Linked DNA regions of Mus musculus: region 2 is linked to region 1. A link is a loop called in an ENCODE intact Hi-C map of the cell type or tissue named here. Cell type or tissue: heart. All regions are shown on one strand. Links, peaks and the distances in the headings refer to the core of each region. The heading gives the core; the rest is flanking DNA. Region 1 overlaps Ror2 (receptor tyrosine kinase-like orphan receptor 2). Region 2 overlaps Ror2 (receptor tyrosine kinase-like orphan receptor 2).

Region 1 (2,907 bases), core at 176-2,675:
ATATGCTTGTGTCTATGGGTATGTGTATGTGTCTGTGGGTATATGCATGTGCCTGAGGGTATGTGCATGTGCCTGTGGGTTTGTGCATGTGTCTGTCTGTGGGATGTGCATGGGTCTGTCTGTGGGATGTACATGTGTCTGTCTGTGGGATGTGCATGTGTCTGTCTGTGGGATGTGCATGTGTCTGTCTGTGGGATGTGCATGTGTCAGTGGGTCTGTTTGTGAATGTCAGATCCCCCTGGAGCAGGAGTGACAGGTGATCCTGAGCTGCCTGATGTGGGTGCTAGGAGCTGAATTCAGGTCCTCTGGAAGATCAAGATTTGTTTCTAACCACTAAGCCATGTATCTTTATTAATGAACTGTCTCTATTTATATTTCTAACCACCCACCCATGATCATGGTGAAATCCTTTGCCCTGGGACAGGCAGGCAAGCCTGGGACCAGGTGCCCTCTCAACATAAGCCCTTGGTCAAGCATTAAATGTGTTTTTTCTTCTTTCTCCTTTCCTATCTTTCTTCTTTTGGGGAGTGGGGATACTGACCTAAAGTCTCAGTATGTTTTCCATGACACGCAGGGTTGTCTGTCTCTCAGCCTCAGTGCCTAAATGAAAACACCATGACTTTCTCCCTCTCCTCCCCACGCAGTTACCAAAAACCCTGTTGCTTTTCTCTCATACAGAGCTGAGAGTGTCCCCTGATCTCCCTCCAGGGTCCATTCTTAAATTATCTTCTTACTGAGATGAAGAACCTCATCTTCCTGAGTAAGAAAACCATGTCAGAAGCAACAACAGGGCCACTTCGCTTCGGCAAAGAGATCACTCCACCGCCAACCCTAACTAACCAAGGCTTTCTGACAACCGGGGGCAGCCACAAGACCTTCTCACAGCGTTGCCTTGATGAGGCTGGGTGACCTGTGCACAGGATACAGGAGCCAAACCAATTCCAAACACACTTCTAGAAAACATTCCAGCAGGTTCTGAGCAGGTTTACTGGCCTCACTAGGAAAGTCTTCGGAAAAGGAGACCTACGGTTATTCACGGACCCCCCCCCCCCCCCCCAGGAGAAGAGGGTGACATTGGCCAGCTCCCAGAAGGATGCAGACCAAGAGATGACATGCCTGGGCAATGCCACTGTTTCCTGCCACCTTCTGGGCAGGCATCAAGGAAAAAGACTTGCTCTTTGGAGAGTTTAGATTGCCTCCTCTCTGCGCCCAGCTGAGTAGTCTCCTGGGGCGGGGCCTGGGCGGGGCCTGGGCGGGGCCGGGAGCAACAGGGCGGCCCTTGTTTCCCTGCAGGTTCAACAATCTGGTTTTCATTGAACAGTCCTCACGGCCCTCCCACCACATTTTTCTTTAATTATGATAAAAGAGGGTAACTTAATCAAGCATAAATCCTGTCGAAATGAACAGGAGAAAATAAGGGGGCTAACGTGATAGAGAGGGGGAGGGTGGAAACTTCGCCCACCGATCCTCCTCCGGATTTCGCAGGGAGCCTGCGTGAGGCTGCCCCTCCAGCCAGGCAGATAAAGCTGCTGGCTAGTTCCCACCCAGAATCCAGTCCTGATCCTGCTGAGGGAAGAAGAAACAAAGGCCAGGCGCAACCTGCTCACTTGATTGTGGCACCTGAGAACAAAGACCACAGTTCATCAGGCAGGACCCAGGGATAGGACCTAAGTTACAATGGGAGCTCCTTGTCTCACACTAACCAGGACAGAGGCGCTGACCCTTGGTGACTTACCTGGGCAAATGCAGAAGACTACAGGCATACGTGCACAGTGCACACATGCATTCACAGAAAGGGCCTAGGTTGGAGTTCCAGACTGAAGACGCCATCCAGGCTAACATTAAGGGTCCACTGATACTTATGGAGTGTGTACGGCTTCCATACACAGAAGCAGTCCTAATTGAAAACAAGGGAGACAAAACTCACACTCATTTCATAGCTGGGATGTGTGCTCACACAAAGAACACTTGGCTCTTAGGGTTTCCATATGCTACCCAGAATCCTAATCACAGATGTGGTCCAATCACCCGGCTTCCAGATGAAGGGTGGCACAGCAGGGTTCCCTCAAGCAGGGCACAGGATCAGGAATCAGAACACAGTGCTGCTCCCTGCCACAGTCACCACTCTGTCCCCAGCAACATGCACATCTCAGCAGCACATGCAATACCAGGTATCTCACAGGACTCCAGGTCGGTAAGCAGGCCAGTCCTCCCTTCCAGGGAGTGGCCTCTAGAAGGGAGCCAAGCAGCCCGGATCCGGAGGAGTATAAAGTCTGGGTGTTCATCTGTGAGGACCCAGAAGGTCCCTGCAGAGAGGGCAACACCACTGCAAAGGTTCTGGGCGGAGTCTCAGCCCTGCTAAGGAGTGTTTACAATTTTTTTCTCTTGCACAGACTTGGAAGACTGAAGTATTTTCTGGAGTCTCTGATTCTAGTGTGCAAATCTTGAGAAAGTTTTCCATGGGACAGGAATGGATAAGTGTTGGAGCCACATAAAGGTGCTCGCCTCAACCTGGAGTGATCGTAATTAGGAAATTCTGCAGAGGCGATCTTTGGTGTAATGTATGGAAGTTTCACCTGTCAATAAAAAGGCCTACAGCCAATGACATAAAGCAGGATTAGAAGGTGGGACATCTGGTAGAGAGAGGATTTCTAGGATAGAGGGAAGTACGAGACATTCTCACAGGAATGAGATGGCAAGCTGGGCATATGAACCTGAGCACCAGGTACCCAGCCACGTGGCAGGACTTAGAATAGAACACATGGGATAATTAAGTTATGAACTAGTCGGGGAACAAGTCCTAGCTTTTGGCCTCGGCATGTAATCATAATAATCAGTCTCCGAGTCGTTATTTAGTGAACTAGGGTGTGTGTGGAAAGGCCATGGTTTCAAAATTCATATAAGGTC
Region 2 (2,907 bases), core at 259-2,758, 55 kb after region 1:
GGTTGTGTAACAACTTCTTTGTCAACTGTACAATTCCCCCCTTTTTGTTATGGGTTCTTTCATTGGCTAGAACTGGACAATTTAGCTACACTTGTTGGCCAGTGACCTCCAGGACCACCAGACTCCACCTCCCCAGCCCTGGGATTACAAGTCCATACTCCTGTGACCCACATTCTTACAGAGGTTCTGGGAATCGAACTCGGGTCCCTGCTCCTGGCTAAGCCATCTCAGCCCTGACTTTATACTTCTATGAACTTAAAACTATTCTAAAAACAAACAAACAAACAAAAAACTGTTTTACTTCTGAAAGGAACAGAGTTCCAACACTCACAGGACATGAATGAACCTTGAGAACACTGGATTGCATGAAAGAAATCAACCACAAAAAGCCACATATGGAAATGATTGTATTTATATGAAATATCAGGGGAAAAAAATGAGCTCACAGAGCCCAAAGCACACACAGCTGCCGGAACCCTGAGAAAGCCATGGCTGTAACGGGTACAAGGTTTCTTTAAGGGGCAGTGACAACGCTCTAAAACTGATTACGGTGTCAGTTTTAGGACTGAACACACTAAAGAACACTGGGTTGTTTCCCTTCAAGTGCTGTTCTCTGGCATGTAAATCACAGAAAGCCGTTATTAAAATAGGAGCCCGACAGTGGAAAAGTTGAATCATACATTTCACACAAACACCATCTTCAATAATTCATTGCGTTCCGGGAGCAGTTTCAAGGATACAGAAAAGCAACGGGAAACTGTTACCATGTCTCCAGCTCCTGCCTGACCCTGCCTCATTTTCTTCTTATTAACTTCAGGCATCAAACTGCTAGGTGCTATACCAGAAACCAGTGGATGCTGAAGGGGGACCTAATTCCCCATGCATCCCCTTAACAACCTCAAAGGGAGAATGATGCTATGTCTTCTAAAGCATTCCTCTGGATAAAATAGAAGGTTGGTGGCTGGGGCTGGGGCTGGGGCTCAGTTGGTAGACTGAGTGGCTGGCATGTACTAGGTTTAAAGTTTAACTCCCCATAACTGTAACAGACAACCGACATGTAGAACATTCACAGCACTAATTACCAAGAAAATGCAAATCAAAACCACTGTGGTCAGGGATGGAGAGATGATGGCTCAGCGGCTAAGAGCCCTGGCTGTTCTTCCAGAGGATGCGGGTTCAATGCCCAGCACCCACATGGCAGCTCACAACTGTCTGTAACTCTGGTTCCAGAGGATCCCGACACCCTCACACACACATACATGCAGGCACATGAAATAAAAATAAATGAAAATTTAAAAAGAAAACCCCACTGTGGCATCACTTAACACCAAGATGCCTGTTTTTTAAAAAAAATGTCGAAGCTGGGCAGTGGTAGTGCACACCTTTAGTTACAGCACCAGGGAGACAGAGACAGGCAAATCTCTGAGTTCAAGGCCAGCTCTAATGTTGAACAGCCAGGCATGCGGAGTAAGATACGGTTTAATCCCAGCACTTGGGAAGCAGAAGCAACTGATTCTTTCTGAGTTCAAGGTCAGTCTGGTCTACATAAAGAGTCCCAGGCCAGCCAGGGCGACAAGGTATGACCTAATCTCAGAAAATAAGGATAAATAAATTTAAAAAGAGAAGAAGCAATCACATGAGCTGCTCCTAGGTCCTTATTAAATGTCCTTCTCCTCGATGCTCTTTTAAACCATCAGATGAGCCTCTTCTCTAAGCAGTAGCACGCCCTCCCATGTCAAGCAACACAAAACAGCCACACGGTAGATCAGCTGACCTGCCCCAGCAGCGCTGCCCTTGGCCTTCCTCCTGTGGCACACACTTATCTGTGCACCTGTCCAGCTTCCCCCGAGCCCTGCTAGCCACACCCTTTCTGATCTCACCCAGCATCCTCCTGCCTGCCCCTCCTCATTCTCACCCCTTGCCTAAGGTTGTTCCACCTAATGACAAAAGCATTGTCGCCAACAAAACAAGGAGGCAAGGAGCAAGTTACTCAACAGTGAGCTCTCAAGGAAACATTGCTCCCTCAGCATAGAAGGAGCTTGGCATTTTTATGGAGTCAGCAAAGCAGAAACCCACATGCACTCAGCAGGCTCTTGGTAGTCCCAAGCGGCTGAAATGACGGAGCGAATGCACAGAGCAGGGTTGTCGGTGAGAAACTTGTGACAATGGAGATGCCCTGCACCTGCAGGGTCCACTAAGATGCCAAGCAAACACAGTGACCATCAAACTCCTTGCGTGACTGGTACCATTGAGAGATCACTTTGTACCTTAATTTAATCTCTCTAAACTGTAATGAAATAGCCACCGATGTAAATGGTGAATGGCTACCAATTACACAGTATAGCAATAGTCGTAAGTAAAAGCTGGGCATCGGGATATCACATTCCAGAACCTTCCAGCATAAGAAAATGTGCCATTACTTGAATGAGTTTTTAATTGGCAAGCAAAACAAAGCTCCGGCAAGGGACTGAAAGAAATGCCCAAAAATCTGATGAATGCTTTTGTCTCGGCCTTGCATGAAAAGCATCATTAGGGGACTTCAAAGACTATCTCATAATTAACAATAATGGGATTAGGAGAGCTTGTCAAAGCAGAAACTTCTCACCCCCTTCTCCCTCTGTTCAACGGGGGGGGGGGGGGGGGGAGGCAGTCCTGAGGCAGAACAGCACTCTAGAATTCAATGACCACAGATGCATGGACAGAGAAGCCACCACCAACAGGATCTTGGAGTCGTGGCTCTCCTTTCATTGAGGAACAAATAACACGGCTTCCGTGGGCTCTGTACAATTTCCGTGCGTGTGTGTGTGTGTGTGTGTGTGTGTGTGTGTGGTATATTCACGTTATGAAGGTTCATGTGTGGAAGCCAAAAGACAACCTAGAACGTGCTACTCAGGGATGTTGTCCACC

What was found. Hi-C counts contacts between places; a loop is a spot of excess contacts. Peaks named below come from ENCODE experiments on the same cell type or tissue, not always from the same donor. Only the 100,000 strongest peaks of a DNase experiment are listed, where the experiment ranks them.
Region 2: a loop joins it to region 1, with 2.2 times the contacts of the local background. A loop is called at or near these places in 2 of 42 quality-filtered maps.

The regions. Positions count from the first base shown.
Region 1 is chr13:53,210,824-53,213,730 of GRCm38, forward strand. All of the region lies in intron 1 of Ror2 (receptor tyrosine kinase-like orphan receptor 2), which reads right to left. Among named protein-coding and RNA genes, the nearest start is that of Gm52058, 43 kb to the left of the region's middle. In heart, for the core only: no CTCF peak of the experiment used is centred there; no DNase peak of the experiment used is centred there; H3K4me3 peaks cover 985 bases; H3K27ac peaks cover 2,120 bases.
Region 2 is chr13:53,266,204-53,269,110 of GRCm38, forward strand. All of the region lies in intron 1 of Ror2 (receptor tyrosine kinase-like orphan receptor 2), which reads right to left. Among named protein-coding and RNA genes, the nearest start is that of Ror2, 18 kb to the right of the region's middle. In heart, for the core only: no CTCF peak of the experiment used is centred there; no DNase peak of the experiment used is centred there; H3K27ac peaks cover 994 bases.